Regions from separate parts of the Mus musculus genome. Here region 2 is linked to region 1. Evidence: chromatin loops called from intact Hi-C (ENCODE). Cell type or tissue: gastrocnemius. All regions are shown on one strand.

What was found. A loop is a pair of places that touch in the nucleus more often than their neighbours do. Peaks named below come from ENCODE experiments on the same cell type or tissue, not always from the same donor. Only the 100,000 strongest peaks of a DNase experiment are listed, where the experiment ranks them.
Region 2: a loop joins it to region 1, with 2.1 times the contacts of the local background. A loop is called at or near these places in 14 of 42 quality-filtered maps.

What each region holds. Positions count from the first base shown.
Region 1 is chr3:96,811,553-96,814,052 of GRCm38, forward strand. All of the region lies in intron 1 of Cd160 (CD160 antigen), which reads right to left. Among named protein-coding and RNA genes, the nearest start is that of Cd160, 1.7 kb to the right of the region's middle. In gastrocnemius, a CTCF peak has its summit at 1,294 (motif pointing right); DNase peaks (open chromatin) are centred at 1,316 and 1,788; H3K4me3 peaks cover 876 bases.
Region 2 is chr3:96,904,348-96,906,847 of GRCm38, forward strand. Gpr89 (G protein-coupled receptor 89) reads right to left here and starts at 951. Exons shown (of 14, transcript NM_026229.4): 1 at 835-951. The coding sequence starts at 876. In gastrocnemius, no CTCF peak of the experiment used is centred here; a DNase peak (open chromatin) is centred at 992; H3K4me3 peaks cover 1,722 bases; H3K27ac peaks cover 1,350 bases.

The DNA.
Region 1 (2,500 bases):
CTTAATAGACGCTGTTGGTATATGTCACAGACCTAAGCTTCAACATTTGAAGAAGTCTTTCTGTCAAACCACTGCAACACACATATTCTAAGCAAACTCAAAAATGTAAAACTTGATAGTGTGTTTAGTCAAGAGGGCAAGTATCAGACACTTGGTATCGGAAGTCCAAATTCTGTTTTAGTACAATTAGCTGTCAAAAACAATCAAGGTACATCTTAAAAACTAGTTTCTGGGGCACCATCACATTTTTTAGGCTTCTGTGGCAGATCCGAGGTAAAACCCTTGAAAAGTGAAAACAGGTGACTAGCACATGTCAGGTACATGGGGACAGACAGGTCATCAAAACAAGAGTTTGTGTGCCTGAAAAACCTCCTCTTAGAGCACCAGTTCTTAACCTGCGGGTCGCGACCCACAGTCATCTCAGATATTCTGCGTATCAGATATTTACATTACAATTCATAACCCTTACAAAATTACAGTTTTGAAGTAGCAACAAAATAATCTAATGAGAGCGGGGTGTGGTGGTGCATGCCTTTAATTCCAGCACTCGGGAGGCAGAGGCAGGCAGATTTCTGAGTTTGAGGCCAGCCTGGTCTACAAAGTGAGTTCCAGGACAGCCAGGGCTATACAGAGAAACCCTGTCTCGAACTCTGTCCCCCAAATCTATTGATTGGGCTCACCGCAACATGAGGAACTGTATTTAAAGGGTCGCAGCATTAGGGAGGTTGAGAACCGCTGCTCAAGAGTCAGGTTAGATTTGAAACCTGCCTTGTTAATTACTAGTTGTCCAATGTTGGAAAAGTTTCTTAATCTCTATGAAAACAAGTTTATTGATGGATAAAATGATGGTAGGGGGTTAATATGGCAGCTTAGATAGTGTGCGCTTGGCGTAGCACAGCTGCTCAATAAAATGCTAGTCGTTATCATTATTCTGGCTGCACAGCTGGCTGCAGTTCACATCCACACCCATGGTTGTATTTAGTTCTTATAAAACTCTGAGCATCATTAATCACGTGTTCTGTGCAGACCTCTCGGAGAAGTCGCGTGACTCGCTTAAAGTTGCAGAGAGTGGGTGGAGAAGCCAGACTCCTAACCGTTTGGAGGAACCCTTTGGTTCCTCTTACAGCCACCTCTCTTCTCTCAGACACTAAAGAACAGAATTGAGGATGCAGGTTACAGAGGGTTAGAAAGGGAGAAATTCAGGCCCGGGGGACTACTGGGATAAGGACTCTCTTGGCAGAAATCACCTTGATGCCAGGAGCAAGCACCTTATGTGTAGCAGACGGGCAGTGCCCGGAGTTCTATCCGCTAGAGGGCGCTGTCTCTTTAGAAGCTAGGGTTGAGTGCCGGCGCCCGCGGTGTCTTACCAGGGTCTGTGACTCCAGTTTGAGAGCACCCACCACTGTCCTAAGCCTTCTTGCTGGCTTAACCATGGTCAGTATGAACACCAGGCTAACGTGTGGTGCGTGTGTGTATAGGCAAAACATTCATAACATATGAAATTAAAAAAAAAAAAAAAGAGCCTAAAATCACTAAAGCAAAAGGTATAGGATAAGCAAGGAAACAAATTCTATAAAGACAGAGTTACAGAATATACAAGAGAAGAATATCTATCTTTAGGATCTAGTGTCCATCCTATATCTATCAGAATTTCTCCTTTTAAATTTCAATATTTTATTTTGCGGGTAGGGCTGTTTTGCCTGCATGCATGTCTGTGATCACTTGTGTGCCTGGTGCCTGTGGAGACCAGAAGAGGGCATCGGATCCCCTGGAACTGGAGTTCTAGAGGTTTTGAGCCTCCACGTGGGTGTTCTCTGCAGGAACAACCCCTGTCTAGTTTAATGAAGTGGCGACAGCTATGACAGCTGCCGGCAGCTTTGACGATAACCCATGCTTTCTACCAGTGGCAGAGTCTACCGTGGAAGCAATTGGCCGCTCCCTAGTCGAGACTGACACAGGCGGAGATGCGTTTTATCCCCAGATTCACAAATCCCATTTGCGAGCTGAACTTGCAGAGGGTCACACATCCCCTTGGTTAACAACCACCTCTGATTCACAGGCAGAAGGTGTGTTCCCCCCCCCCTCCCCCAAGGAAGTGGCCGGGACTGAACTTAGGGAGAATTGTCCATTTCTTATAAACCCAGGAATGAATTGGCTGGCTTCCTCTGCCCAAATCATGCCGTGGCTAAAGGCTGCCCTTGCTCTGTCGTCTCCAGTGTGTGACCTCTGGGACATGAACACCCTTCAGAGACGCTCCATGAAGGTAGTTCACAGCCCAGGCTGGGCCTGAGGGCTTTAGCGCAGGCTTGGCAACCTTTGGTTGCTTTCTTGCAGTGATCTTTATCTCCTTGATATTTATGAAAAGGGATGACTCTCACCTACTGTCTTCTCACGAACACAGAACTAAAGAGAGCAGCCTGTAGGACTCAGCACAGCATGTGTGAGCTAAGCTGCCCAGGCTTAACTCTAAAGTGCTCTCTGAGACTTTGAGACTTCCCTC
Region 2 (2,500 bases), 93 kb after region 1:
GAGGGCAATGCTCTGCTGAGGGAAGCATTGGGATGCAGCTGCACAAACCCTAAATTCAAGGATGTACCTCACTTACGTCCCTCAGGGGAACTGTTTCTTTCCCTTGCCATTTGGATGCGATGAAGAGAAAAAAAAATCTTTTACTGGAAAGATGCGGGGTGAGAGCGATAATGCAAGCAAAGAAGCGTCTGCAGTTGCTTAGTGAGTGCTTGCATTTGAAAGTGGGTACATGGCTATGCACATAAATACATACATGATATCAGGGCTATCATAAACACTTGGGGTGGGGTGGGAGGAAACCCTGGAGAGACACGACTGATGGGAAAAGCAAGAGGCTCACTAGACGAAGCGAGCAGAACTTGCCAGTGGTTTATACTTCTTCGGTTTTGTTTAACGGTAGATAGAGGTGGCCAAGTGAGAAGAAAACGTGGGTCGACCGCGACCCGCAAAGAGTGAACAGCAACCAGAGAACGAAAGATGAGGTGTCACTGCACAAAGGAAAGCTCAGACTTGGACCTCGCGGAGGCAAACGTGTCAGCACCCGGATCCTGCAAAGCCCATACCCGTCCCGGTCCTCAGCCCTGGTAGGCACGCTGCCGTGGGCCTCCCGCCGGGAGCCAAGCTTCTCCAGGCTCCGTGGTCCGCGGAGCTGCCCGGAAGCCTCGGGGCGCCGTGGGTACTGACCCCCGCATGGCACCGGCTCAGCGCTGGGGCCAGCCAGGCCCTCCCCAGAGTCTGGGGACGCACGCTAGGTGAGTGACAGCACCACACGTCAGCCTTCGCCACCCGGGCAAGGGAGCGGGCTGAGCAAATCCAGGTTCTCCCAAGGCTCACCTGGGAGGTGATCATGATGCTGGAGTCGATCAGGAAGCTCATGGCGAAGCCTCGGGAGGCCCATGCCCAGCTGTCTACCCCTCAGAGAAGCCGCGGCTTAAGACCTGTCCACCTGCTGTGGTAGGCGGCCTGGCCTGGCGCGTGCTTACGTCATCAAGATGCGCCCTAGCCAGCCAATCAGCGGCCGCATTCTCCGTTTGCCTGGAAGGTGAGGGTGGGCAGGGCTGGAAGCCGCTGGGTAGACTCAAAGCAGATGTGTTTCTTCTTAGTAGGCACAAGGAGGTGAGGAGAGGTAACATTTGCTTTAAGTGGCACTGCCATTAAATATAATGAAATTATTTTTATATTTTTCATAGCTAGAAACACTGGGGTGAGAGTTGTGCGAGGTCCTCAGTGACATTCCCAACACGGCAGAAAGTAAAAATAAGTTAACATAGCGAGTGAGGCTTTAAGTCAAGTAGTGTGTTGCAGATGTTACAGATTTTACTTGGTTTAAAAAGCAGTGTGACATCTATAAGCGAAAGGATGGTGGACAGGAACGTAAGAGTCTTCTCAAACATAGCTAAGTAAATTTCTGATATGATAACGTCAAAAGCACACGGCTTATAAGAGTGTGCACTCATTGGACTCTAATGAGACCGCCATTATAGTTGGCGCTTTAGGGTGTGGAGTATTAGGCCAAAGGACGAGAAATTACATGAAGACAGATTTTAATTCAAAATAATAATTACGTAGGAGTCTTAAAGGTGGGCTATGTTAGAAAGTAGTTTCCCCCTTCCCAACACAGTCTGAGTGGCTGTGGCTCAACTACAAAGTGAATTATAATTCCTTCCATTAGATACTCCATTTATGAAGGCTTAATATACTACAATGGGACTTAGACTTTTCCCACTAGAACCCTAGCTAGTCTTATTGTAAAGACTAGTTACAGTCAAGGCTTGTAAGGGTGCAAGTGTATGTTGCAGGGGATGCTGGTATCTAGAAAGTGAGTGCTCAGATTATAATATAAATAAACAAGAACATTCCCCCAGGTTGCCACACATAAAGAAAGACCCCTGTTCCTTTGATCTGAAGCCTGTCTTACCAAGCAGCCTGTCCTAGTTAGGGCTACTATTGCTGTGTTGAAACACCATGACCGAAAACAAGTTGGGGAGAAAAGGGTTTATTTCAGCCTACACTTTCACACTGTAGTTCCCTTTTGAGGGAAGTCATGACAGGAACTCAAACAGGGCAGGGATCCTGAGGCAGGAGCTGATGCAGAGGCAATGGGTGTGTGTGTGTGTGTGTGTGTGTGTGTGTGTGTGTGTGTGTTGCTTACTGGCTTACTTGTGGCTTGCTCAGCCTGCTTCATATGTGTATAACTCAGACATGGCAACACCCACAATAGACTGGGCCTTCTATCACCAATCACTAATTAAGAAAATGCTCTACAATTTTGCTTCCAGTCCAATCTTATGGAGGCATTTTTCTCAATTGAGTTTCCTTCTTCTTAGATAACTTTAGGTTGTGTCAAATTGACATAAAACCAGATAGCACACAGCACAAACTACATATCAAATACCAAATACCTGTACCAGAGTGCCAGGGAGCTGTGGAGGCTGCCTTACCATGAGAGTCTCTTAAATCACAGAACTCTGTGTTCCTGGTCCCATCTCTCAGGGAAGCA